Regions from separate parts of the Homo sapiens genome. Here region 1 is linked to region 2. A link is a loop called in an ENCODE intact Hi-C map of the cell type or tissue named here. Cell type or tissue: PC-9. All regions are shown on one strand. Each heading gives the region's core, and the rest is flanking DNA. Links, peaks and the distances in the headings are about the cores only. Region 1 overlaps MLXIPL (MLX interacting protein like). Region 2 has its middle 7.8 kb from the start of CLDN4.

Region 1 (12,033 bases), core at 1,543-9,542, 230 kb before region 2:
CCTCCCGCCCTCAACCTCCCAAATTGCTGGGATTACAGGAGTGAGCCACTGCACCTGTTTGATCCAGGAGCTTTGCGTTTCATTTCACTTGCTCACATTCCCTTCTCACAGATGAGGAGACTGATGCTTTAGGAAGTTAAGTGACTTTCCCAAGGTCATACAGGTGGAGAGTGAGCCTGGGGACAAATACATGTCCTGTCTGGCTGCAATCTGTGGATGTGGGGTAAGAGGAAGAAAGAGTAGCCTCTCTTTGTACAGCTCAGTTGAGGCTACCAAATTCTTTCATATCCTTGAATTCAGTTGGCCTTTAAGACAGGCCATGTTATAATTTTAATTTTTAAGCAGATGGAGAGAAACACTAGGCTTACATCAAATAATATGCCCAAGGTCAACAAGGAAGCAAGGGAAATAACCCAGGTCTACTACAGGATCCATACTCGGGCAGGGCACTGTGGCTCACGCCTGTAATCCCAGCACTGTGGGAAGCTGAGGCAGGAGAATCACCTGAGCCCAGGAATTTGAGACCAGCCTGGCCAACAAAGTGAGACCCCATCTCTACAAAGTAAAAAAATTAGGCGTGGTGGTGCATGCCTGTAGTCCCAGCTACTCAGGAGGCTGAGGCAGGAGGATTGCTTGAGCCCAGGAGTTTGAGGCTGCAGTGAGCTGTGATCACACCACTGCACTCCAGCCTGGGCTACAGAGTGAGATCCTGTCTCAAAAAAGAAAAAAAAAAAATCCATGCTCCTCCCAGCAAGCCACTCTGGCTGTGGCGTGGCCTTGCTCTTACTCTCAAGTTTTATGTAGCCCAGTTGGAAGCCAAGACTGATACGTGGAAGGACAACTGAGGACACACAGCGGGACTCAGGAAAGCTGAATGCATCAGGAAGCAGGGGACTTGCCAATGGATCTTGAGGGGCAGTGAGACTTGACTGTAGCTTCAGGGATGGGCATTTAGACAGGTGAAACAGCACGAGGGAGTGCTACATGGAAAGCGAGAACCAGCCGAGGTACGGAGGTGGAAGTAACTGATTCTGACTGGGCACGGTGGCTCATGCCTGTAATCCCAGCACTTTGGGAGGCCGAGGTGGGTGGATCATCTTGAGGTCAGGAGTTCAAGACCAGCCTGACCAATATGGTGAAACCTTGTCTCTACTAAAAATACAAAAATTAGCCAGGCGTGGTGGTACGCGCCTGTAGTCCCAGCTACTCAGGAGACTGAGGTGGGAGAATCACTTGAACCCAGGAGGAAGAGGTTGCAATGAGCCAAGATTGTGCCACTGCACTCCAGCCTGGGCGACAGAACAAGACTCCATCAAAAGAAAAAAAAATAGAAGTAAATAAGGAGACAGGAGGCCAGGCACAGCGACTCATGCCTATAATCGCAGCCTGTGGGAGGCTGAGGCAGGAGGATCACTTGAGGCCAGGAGTTTGAGACCAGCCTGGGCAAAGTAGCAAAACTCCATTTGTATAAAAAAAATTAGCCAGGTGTGGTGGTGCACACCTCTAGTCCCAGCTACTCAGGAGGCTAAGGCAGGAGGAGGATCGCTTGAGTCCAGGAGTTCAAGGCTGTGGGTAAGCTATGATCATGCCACTGCACTCCAGCCAGGCAACAGACCTGTCTCAAAAAAAAGAAAATTGAGAGGCCAAGGCAGGCAGGTCACTTGAGGCAGGAGTTCAAGACCAGCCTGGCCAACATGATGAAACTCTGTCTCTACTAAAAATACAAAAAGTTAGCCAGTCATGGTGGTGCACATCCGTAATCCCAGCTACTCAGGAGGCTGAGGCAGGAGAATCACTTGAACCCGGGAGGTGGAGGTTGCAGTGAGCTGACATTGCATCACTGCACTCCAGCCTGGGTGACAGAGCGAGGCTCTGTCTCCAACAAAAGAAAAAAAAGCAAAAAGAAAAGAAAAAGAGACAGGAATCCCTAAGCTTGCCTCCCTCATGGGTTGATCACACCTTTCAAGAGCAAAGCAAGATGAGTCCCAGGTACCACTGGAGATTGAAGACTTTTAGGGATGTGAGGGGAGGGAGGCTATGGAGAGAAATGAGGCTGGAGGGAAAGCAGGGTTGGATCACAAAGCACCTCGAACACCTGCCCTGAAGCCTGGCCTTGTCAGAGGCAAACAGTAGCCAAAGAAACAACTGAAGCACACGAGCTCCAACTTGTATTGTCTGGAGTCCTCCCTACCTCTGGCCTCTCTACATTAGGTGAAATGGTAACTTTCCACCTTGTTTAAGTAGTGGTTCTCAAAGTGAGGTCCCTGGACCAGCAGCACTAGGAATGCAAATTCTGTTTTTGAGACAGCGTCTCACCCTGTGGCCCAGGCTGGAATGCAGTGGTGCAATCATAGCTCACTGCAGCCTTAAACTCCTGGGCTCAAGTGATCTTCCTGCCTCAGCCTCCTGAGTGGCTGAGACTACAGGCCACCGTACCCAGCCAGGAATGCAGATTCTTAGACTCCATCCCAGACCTGTTACTTGGTCAGAAACTCTGGAGGTGGGGCCCAGCAAGCTGTACTTTTTTTTTTTTTTTTTTTTTTTTGAGACAGTCTTGCTCTGTCGCCCATGATGGAGTATATTGGTGTAATCTCAGCTCACTCCAACCTCCACCTCCTGGGTTCAAGCGATTCTCCTGCCTCAGCCTCCCAAGTAGCTGGGACTACAGGCACACACCACCACACCCAGCTAATTTTTGTATTTTTAGTAGACAGGGTTTCGCCAAGTTGGCCAGGCTGGTCTTGAACCCTTGACCTCAGGTGATCCATCTGCCTCGGCCTCCCAAAGTGTTGGGATTACAGGTGTGAGCCACTTGCCTGGCCCTCTAGCTGATCCTTAACAAGCTCTCTAGTTAATCCTGATGCATGGTACAGTTTAAGAAGCACTGATTTAAACTAATTTGAACCCCTACATGTAATTTGCAGCTCAAAGCCTCTATTACAGTGGTTCTTGACCATGGCTCCATATTGGAATCACTTTGAAGATGCTGATGTCTAAACATCATACTGGCTGGGCATGGTGGCTCACATCTGTAATCCCAGCACTTTGGGAGGCAGAGGTGGGAGGATGGCTTGAGGCCAGATGTTCGAGACCAGCCTGGACAATATAACAAGACAAAAAAAAGTCTGTAGAGTCTCTACGAAAAATTTAAAAATTAGCCAGGCCTGGTGGTGCATGCTTGTGATCCCAGCGTTTGGCAGGGGCTGAAGTGAGAGGATCACTTGAGCCCAGAAGGTTGAGGCTGCAGTGAGCTGCGTTTGCACCACTGCACTCTGGTCTGGGTGACAGGATGAAACCCTGTCTCAAAAAAAAAAAAAAAAAAAAAAGTAAAGCCACCACGTTTATTTTATTTTATTTGTTTTTGAGACAGAGTCTCATCTGTCGCCCAGGCTGGAGTACAGTGGCGTGATCTCGGCTCACTGCAACCTCCGCCTCCCAGATTCAAGCAATTCTTTTGCCTCAGCCTACTGAGTAGCTGGGATTACAGGTGCCCACCACGCCAGGCTAATTTTTTTTTTTTTTTTTAGATGGAGTCTCGCTCTGTCGCCCAGGCTCAAGTGCAGTGGCGCAATCTCAGCTCACTGCAAGCCTGCAAGCTCCGCCTCCCGGGTTCACACCATTCTCCTGCCTCAGCCTCGCGAATAGCTGGAACTACGGGCGCCTGCCACCAAGCCTAGCTAATTTTTTGTATTTTTAGTAGAGACAGGGTTTCACCATGTTTTCCAGGCTGGTCTCGAACTCCTGACCTCAGGTGATCCACCAGCCTTGGCCTCCCAAAGTGCTGGGATTACAGGCGTGAGCCACCATGCCTGGCCCACATTATTAATAATTAATGCATGTTTAAGTTTGAGAAGCTGTTCACTGTAAGGGATACAGGAGGCTAATGCACATGTATGGAAGAGGCGATGTCCTATTGGACCAGGGCGGTGGCTATGAAGGTAGATGTTCAATTGGCCAGGCTTCCGTCCTCAGTGACAGCTAGCGCAGGGCAGCGGGGTGTGTGGAGGAGCTGAAGATGATGGTTTCCAGCTTGCACAAGTGTCCGGGTGGTGGTGCCTGTGCCAGGGCTGGGGCACACTTGGAGGACCAGGTTTGAGTGGGAAGATTATGGAAGTGGTGAGTTCTGTATTGGGATCCGTCAGTGTTAAGGGAGCTGCGGAGCGCTCAGAGGGAGAAGTTAGGGTGATGGTCGGACATGTAGTTGTGTAGCTCTGGGGAGACAGCGAGGCAGATACAGAGTCGGGGTCCTCTGCAGAGAGGCTGAAGGGGATGAGATGGCCTGGGGCTTGCCAGAGAGCAAGAAGGGAATGGCTAAGGAAGGGACAGGCCTAGAAAGAGGCTCACACAGCAGGACCTGGGAGGGCATTGGCAGGGAGGAGGAAAGGAGAGCTTGGCAAGAATTCTGTTTTGTTTTTTGTATTTTTGAGACAGGGTCTCTCTCTGTCGCCCAGGCTGGAGTGCAGTGGCGCAATCATAGCTCACTGCAGCCTCGAACTCCTGGGCTCAGCCTCCCGAGTAGCTGGGGGTACAGGCCCATGTCATAACACCCAGCTAATTTTTTTGTAGAGATGGGGTCTCACTATGTTGCCCAGGCTGGTCTCTAACTCCTGGCCTCAAGCAATCCTCCCGCCTTGGCCTCCCAAAGTGCTGGGATTACAGGCATGAGCCACCGAGCCTGGCCGAGAATTCTGGACTCCCAGGGAAAGAGTGGTTTAAGACGGAGGCCCAAGGGCCGCAGAAAAACCAGAATAGCACTATGAAGCAGGCACTGGATTTCGCAAGGAGCGGGTCAGTCAGAGGTGAGCTCAGTGACAGCAGAGTCAGCGCAGGGGTGAAGCTGGGGTGTGAGGGTGGAGGAGGAGCCCAAACGTGGGGAGCCAAGAGGGGAGAGGGAAGAGAGGAGGGAGAGTGAGCACGTGTAGATGACTCTTTCAAGGGAAGAAGCCATCTGGAAGGGACACGGGGTCAAGGGGATGTTTGATGGGGAACTTCTGGCCGCGTGGGAGTGAAAACAGCAGCGTATACACTGCCTGGACCCTCCCTTGCGGTGAGCCACGGCCAGCCTGTCTGCAGCAGCAAAGAGCATGCGTGAAAGGCTGGGCGCACCTGCCACCGTCACAGCAGAGAAGCGGCCAACGGCAGACGAAGGCAGTTGGGTGGGCACTGCTGGGCTGCTTACCAGCCCAGCAAGCTGAGTCAAGGGACCGAAACTGTCTGTGTCTCAGTTTCTCACCCGTAAAATGGGGATGCTGATAATTATTACAACTCATTCTCATTCTTACATAGTGTTATATATTTATAATATATATTATATATAATGTATATAATTATATAATATATATAAAATATATATAATGCCCTGTAGCTTCCATGCCTCGGTTCCAGCTCTGCCTTCTTCTAACTCTGAATAATAACTATATATTATATATATTATAATATATAATTATATATTATATTATATATTATATTATATATTATATATAATTTATATGATATATATTATAAATTATATATATTATCTATTATATATAATTATATTTATATGTATTTAATACGTATATATAATTATATTGTATATTTATAATATATAATTATATATTACATATTATATATTATACATATATACTATATTATAATTATGTATTTATATCGTAATATATAATTATATTAATTATAATATATAATAAATTATATTATATATTTATAATATATTTATACATTATAAACAAATATGTACTTTATTTGTTAAAGTATATATTATATATAATTTATAGATAAATTAGATATAAATTAAATATAATATATTTAACTTATATATTATATATAATCTATATATTATAAACAATATATTTTATATATTTATATATTTATATTTATTATATATTTATATTATAAATGTATTTATATTATAAATACATTTATAATATAAATATAAAATACATTTATAATATAAATACATTTATAATATAAATATAAAATACATTTATAATATAAATATAAAATACATTTATATTATAAATATAAAATACATTTATATTATAAATATAAAATACATTTATATTATAAATATAAAATACATTTATATTATAAATATAAAATACATTTATATTATAAATATAAAATACATTTATATTATAAATATAAAATACATTTATATTTATTAATATAAAAATAAAATATATTTATATTTAATATAAAAATAAAATATATTTATATTTAATATAAAAATAAAATATATTTATATTTAATATAAAAATAAAATATATTTATATTTATTATAAAAATAAAATATATTTATATTTATTAATATAAAAATAAAATATATTTATATTTATTAATATAAAAATAAAATATATTTATGTTTATTGATATAAATATAAATATATTTATATAGTTTTATTGATATAAATATAAAATATATTTATATAGTTTTATTGATATAAATATAAAATATATTTATATAGTTTTATTAATATAAATATAAAATATATTTATATAGTTTTATTAATATAAATATAAAAATATATTTATATGGTTTTATAAATATAAAAATATATTTTTATAAAATGTAATATATTTATATATTATAAATATAAAACTATATAGTTATAAAATGTAATATATTTATATATTATAAATATAAAACTATATATTTATAATATATAAAGATTATATATAATATATAAAGTATATTGTATATAAAGATTTATATAATATATAAAGTATATTGTATATAAATATTATATATAATATATAAAGTATATTGTATATAAAGATTGTATAGGTTATACAAATTGTAATATATAAATTAATGTAATATTATATATTATATATAAAGATTATATAGATATGGCTGGGCGCAGTGGCTCACGCCTGTAATCCCAACACTTTGGGAGGCCAAGGCAGACGGATCACGAGGTCAGGAGATCGAGACCATCCTGGCTAACACGGTGAAACTCCGTCTGTACTAAAAATACAAAAAATTAGCCAGGCGTGGTCGTGGGCAACTGTAGTCCCAGCTACTGGAAGGCTAATGCAGAAGAATGGTGTGAACCCGGGAGGCGGAGCTTGCAGTGAGGTGAGATCCCGCCACTGCACTCGAGCCTGGGTGACAGAGCGAGACGCCGTCTCAAAAAAAAAAAAAAAGATTATATAGATATATAGATTAACATATAATTATTTAATCTTTATTCTCTATATAAAAATTTATATATAATCTATATCTTTATATGTAGAATATATATTAACTCATACATATTTTATATAAACTATAAATATAATATAATATATAAAAATATATTAAATATAATGTATAAATATAATCTTTGTATATTATTAAACATAATATACAAACATAATATATATATAATATATAATTATTATCCCCATTTTACAGATTTATAAATATATGTATAAATCTGTAAATCTCTATATGTGTATATTTACCCTTTTAGGTTCTCACAGCAAGCCTACGAGGTAGGTGTTGTGAGGATTAAGTGAGTTAATATACATAAAGTGGCCAGGTGTGGTGGTTCATGCCTGTAATCTCAGCACTTTGGGAGGCCAAGGCAGGAGGATCCCTTGAGCTTGGGAGCTGAAGACCAGCCTGGGGAACTTAGTGAGAACTTGTCTCTACTAAAAATAAAAATAACAACAACAACAAAAATCTAAAGTGCTTATAGGAGTGCTTGGCACATAGTCCATACTAGATCTGCGGGCAGCGATTCTCCTTCTTCTTATGCACGAACGAGAGAAACTGAAAACCTATGGAAGATACTTTAGGCTGTTTAAATCCTGCAAATGGGCCAGGCACGGTGGCTGCCACCTGTAATCCCAGCACTTCAGGAAGCCTAAGGCCAAGGTGGGAGGATCACTTGCGGTAGGGAGTGTGAGACCAGCCTGGGCAACATAGCAAGACCCTGTCTCTATGAAAAATAAACATGAATACATCAGTCCTGCAAATGTCTCCAGAAGGTCTGAAACGTGAGAGGATTCCAACATGCCAGGCTGGAATGTCAGCTCCACAAAGAGAGAGATACTGTAGTGAACAGCATCTGCAGAGCCAAGACCACAGCCTAGTCCATAGCAGGCACTCAGTAAATATTGGGGCCTCTGAGGCCTTCTACCCCAGCCCCATCTGAAGGATCAGTTTTTTTATTTTTTGTTTTTATGTTTTTTTGAGATGAAGTCTCACTCTGTCACCCAGGCTGGAGTGGAGTAGCGCAATCTCTGCTCACTGCAACCTCCACCTCCTGGGTTCAAGGGATTCTCCTGCCTCAGCCTCCCGAGTAGCTGGGTTACAGGCACCTGCCACCATGCCCGGCTAATTTTTTTTGTATTTTTAGTAGAGACGGGATTTCACCAAGTTGGCCAGGCTGGTCCGGAACTCCTGACCTCAGGTGATCTACCCGCCTCGGCCTCCCAAAGTGTTGGGTGGCGTGAGCAACCGCACAGGCCGCTGTCAGTTTTTTCTAAGACATCCCAACTAAGTGGCCATCCACTCTCTGCATGCATACCTCTCATAGCGGGGAGGTCACTACCCTCCATACCTGCCCCGCCAAGGGAGCACATTCTCCTTCTGGGTGGTTCCAGTGGATGCCCTGTCGGTTCCACTCCTTGGTCCCAGCTCTGCCTTCTTCCAACTCTGAAGGTAGCGAGCCTCTCCAAACTGTCTCCTGGCCATGGAGGGAGGAGCTCCAGGAAGCAAATCTATCACCTCTCACCTGGATGACTGCAACTGTCCTCTAACTGGTCTCCCTGCATCCACCTAGTCTCAACTCAGCACCCAGGGGATTCCTGTAAAAAAGTTACATCTGGCCAGACGCCATGGCTCATGCCTGTAATCCTGGCACTTTGGGAGGCCAAGGCGGGAGCATTGCTTGAACCCAAAAGTTCAAGACCAGCCTGAGTAGCTGGGATTACAGGCGTGTGTCAGCACATGTGGCTAATTTTTGTATTTTTAGTAAAGACCGGGTTTTGCCATATTAGCCAGGCTGGTCTCGAACTCCTGACCTTGTGATCCGCCTGCCTCGGCCTCCCAAAGTGCTGGGATTACAGGCGTGAGCCACCACACCCGGCTGCTGACTCTATTCTTATAAGAAAAATTTTTTTGTCTGGGCGCGGCAGCCTCACACCTGTAATCCCAGCACTTTGGGAGGCTGAGGAGGGCAGATCACAAGGTCGGGAGTTCAAGACCAGCCTGACCAACATGGTGAAACCCCGTCTCTACTAAAAATACAAAAATTAGCTGGGCATGGTGGTGCGCACCTGTAATCCCTGCTACTCAGGAGGCTGAGGCAGGAGAATCGCTTGAACCCGGGAGGCGAAGGTTGCAGTGAGCCGAGATTGCGCCACTGCACTCCAGCCTGGGCAACAGAGCGAGACTCTGTCTCAAAAAAAAAAAAATTTTTTTTTTTAAAGTTACATCTGGCAGGGCGCGGTGGCTCACGCCTGTAATCCCAGCACTTTGGGAGGCTGAGGTGGGTGGATCACAATCGTGGTCAGGAGATCGAGACCATCCTGGCTAACACGGTGAAACCCCGTCTCTACTAAAAATACAAAAAAAAAAAAAATCAGCTGGACGTGGTGGCGGGTGCCTGTAGTCCCAGCTACTTGGGAGGCTGAAGCAGGAGAATGGCATGAACCCAGGAGGCAGAGCTTGCAGTGAGCCGAGATCGGGCCACTGCACTCCAGCCTGGGTGACAGTGCGAGACTCCGTCTCAAAAAAAAAAAGTTACATCCGATTTTCTTTTATTTATTTTTCTCTTTTTTATTACTGAGATGAGGTCTATGATCCTCCCGCCTTGGCCTCCCAAAGTGCTGGGATTACTGGTGTGAGCCACTGTGCCCAGCCTTTTTTGTTGTTGTTATTTGAGACAGGGTCTCACTCTGTTGCCCACTCTACAGTGCAGTGGTGCTATCATAGCTCACTGCAGCCTCGAACTCCTGGGCTCAAGCGATCCTCCTGCCTCAGCCTCCTGAGTAGCTGGGACTACAGGCGCTCGCCACCACTACATCTGATCTTGTCCCACCTCCACTCAAAGCCCTCCAGCTGCTTCCAGCTCAGAGTAAATGCCCAGGCCCTCTGCAAAGCCACTTCCCACTGCCAACAGGCTCTCTCTCCATCCCAGTGTGAGACACTGACCAGCACACCAACAAACCAGCAGACAGTTTTTGCTTTTATTGGTCAAGAATTCTTTACAAAACCCACACACACACATCCACACACACACACACACATGATGCCTGCCCTGCTGTGGTCACTCTGGCCCTGGTGTCTCCTGGGATCAGGCCCTCCTGGCCTCTCCCAGGGGAAACCATCCTGCAGCCCCTCTGGGTCAGCAGTGAAGGAGCAGAGAGAGGGAACCTCCTTTTCTGCTTCTCTGCTCAGGAACAGAGGTCTGTGCCCCACCTGTCGGGGAGCAAGTGGAGGTGACAGAGAAACAGCATCCTCCTCTTTCCACCGTTGAGCCCCCGGAGTTGCCAGCCTAGGCCCCCAATGTCACAGCTGCCAAGGCCTGGGGGTCATCTGCTGATTGAACCTTCCCCATCCCCATTTTGCAGATTGAAACACAGCGGTCCAAAGACAGCGGACGAGTCACCCAAGGTCACGGTGCTGGAGCACAGTGGCAGAGCAGGGACGGGGACTCTGCTCTTCTTGACCTCCAGGAGGTGGCAAGTGTGAAACCTGGACCCTGCTCCACCCCCCAGGGAAGGGCAGAGCCAGGGCCTGGGGCAGGAAGGGAGTGCCCAGAGATGATCCCTGGAGCCCGTGCCCAGGGAAAGCAGCCCCCAGGGCAGCTGAGTGAGCAGCAGGGTCTGGCCAGGACTATAAAGGTTTGCCAAGGGTGCCCTCTGTGACTGCCCGTGTGGCTTGCTCAGGGATGCGGCCCGGGTCGGTCAGGATACTGGTAGATGTGCCCAGCTGGCGTAGGGAGTTCAGGACAGCTGGGTGGGAGACAGAGAGAGAGAGACAGACACTTCCTGGGGTCAGGGCCCTACCCTTGGATGTGGAACCAAAGGGATAGGGGGAGGTATTAGTTGGCAAGACTGTCACCCCCTCCTAGAACCTCTGTCTACAGGCGTCTGGTGGCCAGAGGACCATCTGGGGGATGCGGGGTGGCCACAACCCTAGGCTGTGTTGATGGCAAGCTGGATGTGGGATCTAAGCAGGGTGGAATGCTCCCTCCACCCCCGAGGCTGGGTCCCTCTAGCAGGCAGGGAGATGGCTCACGTACTTGGCCGGAGAGCGGGCAGAGAGCAGTACTGGTCCAGCCAGGCCAGTGAGGTCTGGCGGAGGGTGTGCACACTTGCCGTGGACACCATCCCGTTGAAGGACTCAAACAGAGGCCGGATGAGGATGCTGAACTGGGCCCAGGTCAAGGAGCTGCCTGTGGTCCAGCTGGTCCCCCCACACCACGTGGAGCCCTGATGCCCAGTTCAAACCAGGGGAAGAAAGGGCCTGGACACTGTCTAACGTTGAACCCCAATGACTCATGTTGCAGCCCCTACTTCTTCTTTTTTTTTTTTTGAGACGGAGTCTCGCTCTGTCACCCAGGCTGAAGTGCAGTGGCACGATCTCAGCTCACTGCAACTTCTGCCTCCCAGGTTCAAGCAATTCTCCTGCCTCAGCCTCCTGAGTAGCTGGGATTACAGGTGTGCGCCACCACACCTGGCTAATTTTTGTATTTTTAGTAGAGACGGGGTTTCGCTATGTTGGTCAGGCTGGTCTCGAACTCCTGACCTCGTGATCCACCCACCTCAGCCTCCTAAAGTGCTGGAATTACAGGCGTGAGCCACTGTGCTCGGACTTTTTTTTTTTTTTTTTTTGACAGAGTCTCACTCTGCTGCCCAGGCTGGAATGCAGTGGCACAATCTTGGCTCACTGCAACCTCCACCTCCCAGGTTCAAGCTGTTCTCCTGCCTCAGCCTCCCGAGTAGTTGGGATTACAGGCACATGCCACCACGCTTGGCTAATTTTTGTATTTTTAGTAGAGATGGGGTTTTGCCATGTTGGCCAGTCTGGTCTTGAAC
Region 2 (12,033 bases), core at 1,673-9,672:
AAATTTCAACATGAGATTTCAAGTGGACAAATATGGAAACCATAAACCATAGCACCGGCCCCTCCACCTCCAGTTGCCCTCTCTCACCTTCTTTCAGCCACACCTCCCAGGCCCCAGGTCCTACCCCAGCTCTCCCATGCCTCCGGGCCTTTGCCACATGTTTTTCCACCTAGGAGGTGAGTTCCTCCTACTCACTCACCTGACTCTCCCCTTCTTAATTTTTCTCTCCAGTTTTTATTTTGCAAACTTAAAACCAGGCTGGCTGGGCGCAGTGGCTCACACTTGTAATCCTAGCACATTGGGAGGCCAAGGTGGGTGGATTGCTTGAGCCCAAGAGTTCAAGACCAGCCTGGCCAACATGGCAAAACCCCATCTCTACAAATAATACAGAAATTAGCTGGGTGTGGTGGCATGTGCCTGTAGTCTCAGTTAGGAGGCTGAGGTGGGAGGGCCACCTGAGCCTGGGGAGGTTGAGGTTGCAGTGAGGCAAGATGGCGCCACTGCACTCCAGCCTGGGCAACAGAGTGAGACCCTGTATCAAAAAAAAAAAAAAAAAAAGAGGAAAAAAGAAAAACTTAAAAAGCTACAGAAGCCTGAGTGCGGTGGCTTGAGCCTGTAATCCCAGCACTTTGGGAGGCCGAGGTGGGCGGATCACTTGAGACCAGTTGTTCAAGACCAGCCTGGCCAACATGGTGAAACCCCGTCTCTACTAAAAATACAAAAATTAGCCAGGCGTGGTGGTGGGCGCCTGTAATCCTAGCTACTCGGGAGGCTGAGGCAGGAGAATCACTTGAACCTGGGAGGCAGAGGTTGTAGTGAGCCGAGATCACACCACTGCACTCCAGCCTGGGCAACAGAGCAAGACTCCATCTCAAAAAAAAAAAAAATCTACGGAAAAGTTGCAGGAATAGTCCAGTGAACTTTCAGATGCCCTTTGCTCCAGTTCACCAAACGCTAACATTACTATGGTTGCAGTCTATCTCTTCTCTCCCTACATACACGCACTTCGCTTTTTCCTGAACCATTTGAAAGCTAGATGAATACATCATGACAATTGACTGTCCAGAACTTCAGCATGCATCTCCTATGAACAGGACATTCTCCACCAGAGGTTCTGGAACTTGAGCAACGTTGAGTACTGAGTCCTGCCCGCTGGCTCCTTCAATGCCCCTTTACTGCCCAAGCAGAAGCCAGGAAGTCTCCCTAGAGGAGGTGAGGCTGGGGCTCAGCTTCCCTCCTTTCTTCCTTTGATTTCCTCCCTCCCTCCTTCCCTTCCTTCTTTCCTTTCTCTCTCCCTCCCTTGCTTTCTCCCTCCTCCCTGCCTCCCTCCCTTTTTCCTTCCTTCATCCCTTCCTCCCTCCTTCCTTTCTTCCTTTTTTTTTTTGAGATGGAGTCTGCTGTGTTGCCCAGGCTGGAGTGCAGTGGCACGATCTTGGCTCACTGCAACCTTCACCCCCCAGGTTCAAGTGATTCTTGTGCCTCAGCCTCCTGAGTAGCTGGAACTATGTTGAGTGCCACCACGCCTGGCTAATTTTTGTATTTTTAGTAGAGACGAGGTTTCACCATGTTGGCCAGGCTGGTCTGAAACTCTTGACCTCAGGAGATCCTCTCACCTCAGCCTCCCAAAGTGCTGGGATTACAGGCTCAAGCCACTGTTCCCGGCCTCTTCTTTCTTTCTTCCAGCTCTTATTTTTTAATTTATTTTTTAAATTTTTATTTATTTATTATTTTGAGATCAGGTCTCGCTCTGTTGCCCAGGCTGGAGTGCAGTGGTACAATCTCGGCTCACTGCAACCTCCGCCTCCCAGTTTCAAGCAATTCTTCTGCCCCAGCCTCCTGAGTAGCTGGGATTACAGATGCCTGCCACCACGCCTGGCTAATTTTTTTTGTATTTTAAGTAGAGACGGGGTTTCACCATGCTGGCCAGGCTGGTCTCGAACTCCTGACCTCAGGTGGTCTGCCTGCCTCAGCCTCCCAAAGTGCTGGGATTAGAGGCGTGAGCCACTGGGCCTGGCCTACAGGCTTTATTTTTAAGAACAGTTTCAGATTTATAGAAAAATTGAGAGGATCATACAGAGTTCTGTGTATCCCCACACTTTCTCCTACTATTAAAATCTTACATTAATACTGCCTATTTGTTTCAGTTAATGAACCAATGTTGATATCAATATTGATACAATGTTATTAACTGAAGTGTATGCTTTATATGGATTGCCACAGGTTTTTTTGTTTATTTATTTATTTATTTTTGACAGAGTCTGGCTCGGTCACCCAGACTAGAGTGCAGTGGTGTGATCTTAGTTCACTGCAACCTCCGCCTCCCGGGTTCAAGCAATCCTCCTGCCTCAGCCTCTCGAGTAGCTGGGACTGCAGGCACCCGCCACCACATCTGGCTAATGTTTGTACTTTTAGTAGAGACGGGGTTTCACCATGTTGCCCAGGCTGGTCTCGAGCTCCTGACCTCAAGTGATCCTCCCTCCTCAGCCTCCCAAAGTGCTGGGATTACAGGCGTAAGCCACCTTGCCCAGCCACACAGTTTTTTATCTAATGGTCTTTTTCTGTTCCAGGATCTCATCTGGGATCCCATATCACATTTATTTACATACAATTTACACTTACTTACATACTATTTACATTTATTTACACATATTTGCATTCGTTTACATATATTGATTTCTATGGCTCTTCCCCAGTGTTCTGTTTCTGCTTCAGGAGCCCACCCAGGACACCAGGTGACATTTAGTCATCACGTAACGACGGCTCCTCTTGGCTGCCACAGTGTCTCAGCCTTTCCTTGTTATGACGATCTTCAGGTTTTAGGAGTGCTGGTCAGCTATATCGCAGATGCTCCTGTCTTGGGATTTGTCTGATGTTTTTCTCATGATTAGATTAGGATTATGGGTTTTTAGGAGAAAGATCACAGGTAAAGTGCCATTTGCTTTACATTCTATCACGAGTATAGATTATTAGCATGACAAATAACTACTGATGTTGACTTTGATCTCCTGGCTGGGGCAGTGATTGCCAGCTTTCTCCGCTGTAATGTTACCCTTCCTGTGCTGCACCCCTTGGAACGAAGTCACCCTGTACAGCCCATACTCATGTTATTCTCCCCGCCATGAGGGCAGAAGTATCTGCATACATTTTTTGGAGTTTAAAAACTTCTTTTAAACTAAAAAAAACACTTTTTTTTTTTTCAGGCAGAGTTTTGCTCGTCGCCCAGGCTGGAATGCAGTGGCCCGATCTCGGCTCACTGCAACCCCCGCCTCCTGGGTTTAAGCAATTCTCCTGCTTCAGCCTCCCGAGTAGCTGGGATTACAGGCGTGCGCCACCATGCCCAGCTAATTTTTGTATTTTTAGTAGAGATGGGGTTTCACCATTTGGCCAGGCTGGTCTTGAACTCCTGACTTCAGGTGATCCACCCGCCTTGGCCTCCCAAAGTGCTGGGATTACAGATTTTTTTGTTTCTTCTTTTTTTTTCCATTTTATTTTATTTTTTTGAGACAGAATCTCGCTCTGTTGCCCAGGCTGGAGCACAGTGGTGCAGTCTCAGCTCAGTGCAACCTCTGCCTCCGGGTTTAAGTGATTCTCCTGCCTCAGCCTCCTGAGTAGCTGGGATTACAGGTGCCTTCCACTATGCCCCGCTAATTTTTTGTATTTTTGGTAGAGACAGGGTTTCACCATGTTGGCCAGGCTGGTCTCTAACTTCTGACCTTGTGATCTGCCCACCTCGGCCTCCTAAAGCGCTGGGATTACATGCATGAGCCATCACACCCGGCCTCCATTTTATTTTTGTTTTATTCACAAAGACCCCAATAACAACTATTTTAATTTTTTGTTGGTTGGTTGGTTTGTTTTTGTGACGGAGTCTCCCTCTGTTGCCCAGGCTGGAGTGCAGTGGCGTGATCTTGGCTCACTGCAACCTCCGCCTCCTGGATTCAAGCAATTCTCCCACCTCAGCCTCCCAAGTAGCTGGGACTACAGGCATATGCCACCACGCCCAGCTAATTTTTGTACTTTTAGTAGCAACGGGGTTTCGCCACGTTGGCCAGGTTGGTCTCGAACTCCTGACCTCAAGTGACCCACCAACCTGGGCCTCCCAAAGTGCTGGGATTACAGTTGTGTGGCACCACGTCCGGCCTAAAATCTTTAAAAAAATTGTTTTTTTTTTTTTGTAGAGACAGGGTCTTGCTATGTTGCCCAGGGTGGTCTGGAACTCCTGACCTTAAGTGATTCTCTCACCTGGACCTCCCAAAGTGCTGGGATTACAGGCGTGAGCCACCTCGTCTGGTCCCACCAGTGATTTCTGATTCCTCAGTGTGACTGCAAGGCCAGTGAGCCCCAGGCCCTGAAGACATCACACAAACTGAAGCCTGGAGGTTTTTATGGCAGCCAAAGCTTGGCAATGGCTGATGGGACAAGTGAGGGCCTTCCCTTCCTGATGTCCTGGGACCGCATATATCCAGGTCAGAGTGGGAGCTACAGGAAGGACTGACTGTGAGTTCTCTGCCAGCCTGCTGAGATGGCAAAGAATGGGAATGAAATTGACTGAAAGAAAATAAACATGGATGCTTGTTGCACGGATGTGGGTGAGGAGAGCCAGCCTGTATGGGGACATGGGGATGGAGACTGATGCTGGGGGGGTAGTGACACCAACTGGGTGGCAGCTGGCAGGCCCCTGGGCATCCACACTCCCCCTGCTCAGTTGGAGAGAAGCAAGAAAGCATAAAGGGAGGGAGGGAGGGAGGAAAAGAGGTGGGAGATGAGTGCTGTGGGTGAGCGCTGAAGCACACTTCAAAAGCTCAAGCCACAATGCTTACGCCCTGATATAAAAAGAGCATTGAGTTGAGCGTGGTGGCTTACGCCTGTAATCCCAGCACTTTGGGAGGCTAAGGCGGGTGGATCACTTGAGGTCAGGATTTTGAGACCAGCCTGGCCAACATGGCGAAACCCTGTCTCTACTAAAAATACAAAAATTAGCCGGGCATGGTGGCGGGCGTCTGTAGTCCCAGCTACTCTGGAGGCTGAGGCAGGAGGATCGCTTGAACCTGGGAGGTGGAGCTTGCAGTGAGTGGAGATCGCGCCATTGCACTCCAGGCTGGGTGACAGAGTAAGACTCTGCCTCAAAAAAAAAAAAAAAAAATTGAAAAATTACAAAGCTCAAACCTAATCACCAGTGTGGCTGCTCCTGGCCCCACCCTGCCTCCTGCTCCCCAGGGGAGGGGACAGGTCAGAGAGGGGTGTGCCCTTCCAGGGGCCTGAGATGATCCAGACATGGGAGCTGGCAGGGAATGAGGGCTCCGGCAGGGCTGGGTCAGTAGGTACACCTGGCAATAGGGCAAAGATCTGGCAGCTGGACTTCTTGGGCTCTGAGAAGGCAAGAGATTAGTATCTGTGTGTGACAGGAGAGGGCGTGGCTGGTGTCCACCCATCCATGCTGGGAGACGTGGGAGAGATGGGGCGGGGACACAGGGCAGGAGAGAGGCCAGGCCTGGGGCCTCTGTGCCGGGAGGGATAATACGATCTCTGAGTCACCCCGAAATGGGGTGAGATGGTGCTGATGATCCCGGATTCCTTGGTTTTGTCCCTGGCTCTGTCACTGCTGACTCATGGGCTGCCGACCTAGGAGTCTCCTGGTCAGCGTGCGGGTTTCTCTCAGCCTCTTGGTGTGTCACAGAAGCAGACAGCTTCTCTGTAAACCGTCATCCTCAGGGGTGTGCCCGGCTTCTGGGTTCTGTGTTCTGGCATCCTCCGATATTCCAAGAGGAAGCAGGATAGGACGATCCCAGCTCCTTGCTCTGCCTACTGGTGACAAGACCTGTCCTGGCCTGGGACCAGGGGGGCTTCTCTGGGAGTCCTGGTTGGTCCTGAGACAGGGACACCCTCCCAGTGAAGCCCTACCTCCTCTGTCCTCCATCACCCAGCCCACAGCAAGGCCACCCTCCTGACTCTCCCTCCAATTAACCCAAGCTCCTGGGTTGCGCCCTTGAGGCCCACACCGATGCTCCCAACTTACTTTCCAGCCCTATTCCCTCACCTGTCTGGCTTCCGACTCCTCAAGTTGAGTTTTCCACAGATACTTCCTCCCCACACACACACCCGTTTTTGTCCCTGCTACTCTCCTTTTGCGAGAGCTCTCTCCTCTTCATAGGTCTCTAAGCTTTTACTCACCCTTCAGGTCTCCTCTCCACCTGCCACCTCCTCCAGGAATCCTGCCTGGTGTGCCCCAGGTAGAGTTGATTTTTCACTCTCCAGTGCTCACACAGAGCTTGTTTTCCCTGCGTGGGAGCTGTTTATTTAAATTCAGGCTGGCCTGATTACACCCTGATGAGCTCCATGCCAGCCCTGGGCCTGGCCCAGTGCGCTCAGCATGTCCTTCCAGAAAGAATGAAGGAATAAAAAAAGACGAAGAGTAATAAATAGGAGAGTAGGGGTAGAGGATGAGCCCCAGAATCAGACATTAGGCAGGGTGTGGATACCAGTCTTGCCATTATTCTGGTGGCCCTGGAATGTCACATCAGTTCCCAGAGCCTTAGTTTTCTCATCTCTAAGATGGGAATGGGCTAGGCATGGTCACACCTGCAATCCCAGCACTTTGGAAGGCTGAGGCAGGAGGATCACTTCTTGAGGCCAGGAGTTCGAGACCAGCCTGGGCATCATCGGGAGAACCTGTCTCTACAAAAAAATAAGAAGTTAGCTGGGTGTGGTGGTGCACACCTGTAGTCCCAGCTACACCAGAGGCTGAAGGTGGAGGTTTTCTTGAGCCCAGGAGTTTGAGGCTTCAGTGAGCTACGACTGTGCCACTGCACTGTAGCCTGGGTGACAGAGCGAGACTTCATGTCTTAAAAACAAAAACAAGAGAACAACAATGATGCCCCTGCACTGTTTTGCAGTGAGATAAAATGACTTCCTGTTATTCAATGTTATCCGAAGGCATTTAGGTTAGTGCCTGGCCCCGAAGCAGGTGCTCAAAACATGGTTTACTGGCTGGCTTGCTCCCTGAGAGGCCAGGGCAGAGGTGCCTGGCAGGAGGAGGCTGCCCTGAATGGGGAGAGGGAGGGGTGGGGCTGGAGAGGATTGACTCCTCCATCAGATTAGAGGGTCTTCAGGAATTCCACCGCCCTTAGGTCCTCTTCCTCCCTCGCCTCTGGGAAATTGGAGTAAAATCCAGTAGAGACAGGACTGCCCTGAAGTGAGGAGGCGGGAGCCGGAGGGAGTCGGGGAGGTGGGTGGGAAGGAGGGTTTATGGACCTCCCTGTGAAGTGGGGGAATGGCCTGTGAAGGGCTGGACAGCTGGGTAGGATGGTGGGAATGCTGAAGGTCACGGTAAATACGGGCTTGCTAATTATTTATTTATTAGAGATGAGGTCTTGCTCTGTCACCCAGGTTGGAGTGCAGTGGCATGATCATGGCTCGCTGTAGCCTCCAACTCCTGGGTTTAAGTGATCTTCCTGCCTCAGCCTCCCGAATAGCTGGGATTTACAGGTGTATGCGACCATGCCTGGCTAATTAAAAAAAAAAATTTGTTTTTGAAAAAGGGTCTCACTATGTTGCCCAGGTAGGTCTTGAATTCCTGGCCTCAAGTAATCCTCCTGCCTCAGCCTCCCAAAGTGCTGGGATTACAGGCATGAGCCACCATGCCTGGCCAGGTGTTTTGAAACTGACAGACATAAACTGAAATCGATGCACCGATTTGGGGTAAAGTAATTTAACAACGGTCCTCTAAGTCCTGTCCCCTGTGTAAGCCTCCTCCCCTTCACACAGTCATCTCTTCTGAGTCTCTCTAACTAAGCTCTCTCACCGAGTCCCCTCCCTTTGCTCAGCCCCTCTCCCCATCCTTGCCACCAGAAGTGCCAGACCCTGGGACTCCAGCCAGGAGGCATCAGTATGGTCTTTCTTCTCTTCCTTAGAAGAAACCCCAGAGGTGGCCACCGCCCCCACCCACGGCCCACGTGGTGCCCAACCTGGGGGCAGCACCCGCTCAGCCAGTCTCGCCAGACTGGTCAGCCAGGCCTGCCATCACCCAGCACCAGGCCGAGGGGGTGGATGGTCCGCTGGTGTGGGCGGTCAGGCTGAGGGCCAGGGACTCTCCTGTTCAGCCTGGTGCCAGGACTCCAATCTGAGCTCAAGGACTTCAGAAAGAAATAGGATCTTGTTGCCTAAAGAAAGAAAAAAATTCCATCCTTTACTATTTTTTATTTTTTGAGTTGGAGTCTCACTCTGCCTCCCAGGCTGGAGTGCAGTGGCGTGATCTCGGCTCACTGCAAGCTCCGCCTCCCAGGTTCACGCTGTTCTCCTGCCTCAGCCTCCCAAGTAGCTGGGACTACAGGTGCCCACCACCATGCCCGACTAATTTTTTGTATTTTGAGTAGAGATGGGGTTTCACCATGTTAGCCAGGATGGTCTCAATCTCCTGACCTCGTGATCCGCCCACCTCCGCCTCCCAAAGTGCTGGGATTACAGGCGTGAGCCACCGTGCCCGGCCTACTGTTTTTTATTTTTTAAGAGACAGGATCTTGGTCTGTCGCTCAGGCTGGAGTGCAGTGGTGTGATCTCAGCTCACTGCAACCTCTGCCTCCTGGGTTCAAGCGATTCTCCCACCTCAGTCTCCCGAGCAGCTCCCGACCACAGGCACACGCCACCATGCCCAGCTAATTTTTAGTATAGACGGGGTTTCACCATGTTGGCCAGGCTGGTCTAGAACTCTTGGCCCAAGTGATCCTTCCACCTCAGCTTCCTAAAGTGCTGGGATTACAGGTGTGAGCCACTGTGTCCGCCCTAGGAATCAATTTAATATACACTGGCTTCCCTGGCTTTAGTCTTCCTGTTCCCAGAAGACGTGGAGTACGGGCTCTGGGAGCTAGACTGCTCAGCTCACAGAGATCTTTTTGGCTGCAGGACAGTGGTCCATCACTGGCCCTGGGGCTCAGATGCCAGCGGGAGCTTGGGGTTAGAAGGGAGACTTTGTTTTTGCCCCTTTGCTAGGGACTCCCAGGGAGCTGAACTCAGGGCAAGCTGCATGTGTGTGTGTTACAACTGGGGACTTGGGGCCAGGCGGGGTAGCTCACGCCTGCAATCCCAGCATTTTGGGAGGCTGAGGAGGGCAGATCACTTGAGGCTAGAAGTTCGGGACCAGCCTGGCCAACATGCTGAAACCCTGTCTCTACTAAAACTACAAAAATTAGCTGGGCGTAGTGGCGAGCACCTGTAGTTCCAGCTACTCGGGAGGCTGAGGCAGGAGAATCGCTTGAACCTGGGAGGCAGAGGTTGCAGTGAACCGAGATTGCACCACTGCACTATAGCCTGGGTGACAGCGACATTCCGTCTCAAAAAAAGAGAACAAAACAAAACAAAACAAAACAACTGGGGACTTGGCCAAGCCCCTGGAACTCTGGGGACAGGGGTCTGAAAAGTCCTAGCTCCCACCTGTTATGATCAGGATCCGAACTGCGCAGCAGCTGCTTTGCGTACGGAACTTTGCTCCCTCCTCTTGTTATTAAACTTTTTGGCTCACAAAGCATTTTTACTTCCTTCTCTCATTTCATGTGTATCTCAGACTGGGGAGTGGGCCCCAGTGTTCTCATTGTACAAAGGAGGAAGTTGGGGCTCAGAGATGGAATTGGCTTCTCCAAGGTCACAGGGCTGGTAGGATGGCTTATGGATACACAGCTTCCCAGCTTTTGTCCTGAGCTTTTTGGCTCATGAAGCATTTTCACATCCCCATCTCATTTCACGTCTGTTTTTGTTTTTGATCCTGGAGGGGGTGCAACATCCTCATTTTTACAAAGGAGGAAGCTGTGGCTCAGAGATGGTTCCTGGGCTGGAAAGATGGTTTATGGGGTGGGCAGAGATGGGTGAGCTGATCTGGTGGTTTTTATCCTTGATAGAAACCAGCAGGTGTGGCCAGGCGCAGTGGCTCACGCCTGCAATCCCAGCACTTTGGGAGGCCGAGGCGGGCAGATCATCTGAGGCTGGAAGTTTGAGACCAGCCTGGCCAACATGCTGAAACCCTGTCTCTACTAAAACTACAAAAATTAGCTGGGCGTAGTGGTGTGCGCCTGTACTCCCAGCTACTCGGGAGGTTAAGCCATGAGAATTGCTTGAACCCGGGAAGTGGAGACTGCAGTGAGCAGAGATCGTGTTGTCTCAAAACAAAAAACAAACAACAAAAACAACAAAAAACAACAACAAAAAACAAAAAAAAGCACGTGATCCAATTCTGTCAGCACAAAATCACACAGTGCATGTTATAAAGAAGAAAAAGAAAATAAATGAGTGCCAACCCTGTACTCTCTGACCCCAAAACCAAGGTGATGAATGGCAGATGTCTTATAAGGTGTTCCTGTAAAAGATCTTCGGGCTTTGGGAAGAGGGCCAGATGCAGGCCTAGAGGTAAATTTCCTTGTTTTCCTCTGCCTTAGGGCTATGGGAGCTGGAGCGGAGAGGAGAGAAGCACCTTGCCTTTGCTGGTGTTTTTCCCGCAGCAGGTGGGTGGGACTGAGCCAACGGTCTCTTGGCATCAACAAAGCATCAACAAATCTCTCTCCAGCTCCACTTGTGCTGAGCTACTGGCTGATCCCCAAGGACATCCTTCTGGCCTCTCCTTCACACCTGGGTCCCCTAGCCCTGCGTGAGCTCTGTGCTTCTTCCCCTGCCCTGTGTCTGCTCTATGCCTGGAGCCTCTGTACCTGCCCTCTCCTCAACCCCCAACCCCTCCCTGCTCTCAGCTCCCGATACGCGTGGCTATGCCTGGGAGGGAAGGACAGCTTCTTAGGGCCACAGGTGGACTGTTGTAGGGCTTGCATGCTCCCCTCCCCCATGCCTGCTTCTCCAAGTGGCACTTGGCTGTGTCCCAGGAAAGCAAGGGCAGGAAGTGGCAGGGCGGGGGCCGGGGGCCGGGGGGGCAGGAGGCGGGCGGGGGGTTGGGGGGGGCAGGTTCTGGCCATCTGGCCAAGTCACGTGTCTACTCAGAAAGCTTGTTAAAGGCTACCTGGCTGGGACCACAGGTAAGAGGCACCTGGGGAAGGAGGCACCCATGCTGGAGTGCCCACCCGTCCTGGGCAAGGCCCTGGCCTTCTCTGGGCTTCAGTGTACTCCTTTGAGCCAAGGCAATAAAAGTCCCTGCCCTGCTGACTGGCAGGAGGCTGTGATGAGGTCATCTCCAGGAAAGCACTTATCGCCAATCATGATGTTACTTATCTCTGGTGTTATTCAGCCCATAGGCTCTGTGTGTAGAGGGAGCCTTGTAAAGAAAGCCCCAGGGAGGCGTGGTCTGGGCAGAAACCATCTCTGTTTGCTTTGGTGTGTGTGCCTATGATGGGGGTCAAGGTATAGGAGTGTGATTTGAAACTGGAGAATGCTTCGTTCTTTCCATCATCAAACATGTCTTTTTTTTTCTTTTTTTTTAGATGGAGTCTCGCTCTATCACCCAGGCTGGAGTGCAATGGCGCGATCTTGGCTCACCGCAACCTCCATCTCCCAGGTTAAAGCGATTCTCCTGCCTCAGTCTCCTGAGTAGCTGTGATTACAGGCGTGCGCCATCACACCCAGCTAATTTTTGTATTTTTTAGTAGAGATGGGGTTTCACCATGTTGGCCTAACTCCTGACCTCGTGATCTGCCCATCTTGGCCTCCGAAAGTACTGGGATTACAGGTGTGAGCCACTGCACCCGGCCCAAACATTTCTTTTTCTTTTCTTTTGAGACAGAGTCTTGCTCTGTTGCCCGTGGCTGGAGTGAAATGGTGCGATTATAGTTCACTGCAGCCTCAAACTCCTGGCCTTAAGCGATCCTCCCATCCTGGCCTCCCAAAGTGCTGGGATTATAGGCATGAGCCGCAGCAACCACTCCTCACATTTCTTGAGCATCTGTGATGTATCAAGCCAGATGCTGGGCACTGAGGTTGCAGAAGGCATTGTTCCTGTCTTCTAGGAGCCCCAGGCTAGCAGGGAAGACGGATGTGTATAGAGTTAACCACAATACCAGGCCTCAACTTCCCGTCTGTAACACAGGTGGACCATGCTAGATTGTCCCA

Evidence for each region. A loop is a pair of places that touch in the nucleus more often than their neighbours do. Peaks named below come from ENCODE experiments on the same cell type or tissue, not always from the same donor. Only the 100,000 strongest peaks of a DNase experiment are listed, where the experiment ranks them.
Region 1: it touches region 2 in a loop (1.8-fold over the local background); 2 of 110 quality-filtered maps call a loop at or near these places.

Annotation. Positions count from the first base shown.
Region 1 is chr7:73,583,037-73,595,069 of GRCh38, forward strand. It overlaps MLXIPL (MLX interacting protein like), which reads right to left. Exons shown (of 17, transcript NM_032951.3): 16 at 11,238-11,367; 17 at 10,166-10,947. The coding sequence ends at 10,829. Among named protein-coding and RNA genes, the nearest start is that of TBL2, 10 kb to the left of the region's middle. RefSeq lists enhancers at 4,534-5,034, 5,035-5,535. In PC-9, for the core only: no CTCF peak of the experiment used is centred there; a DNase peak (open chromatin) is centred at 4,925; H3K4me3 peaks cover 515 bases; H3K27ac peaks cover 1,236 bases.
Region 2 is chr7:73,817,192-73,829,224 of GRCh38, forward strand. No RefSeq gene overlaps it. Among named protein-coding and RNA genes, the nearest start is that of CLDN4, 7.8 kb to the right of the region's middle. RefSeq lists enhancers at 2,688-3,266, 5,061-6,260, 10,164-10,811, 10,812-11,459, 11,008-11,302. In PC-9, for the core only: no CTCF peak of the experiment used is centred there; DNase peaks (open chromatin) are centred at 5,460 and 7,970; H3K27ac peaks cover 5,721 bases.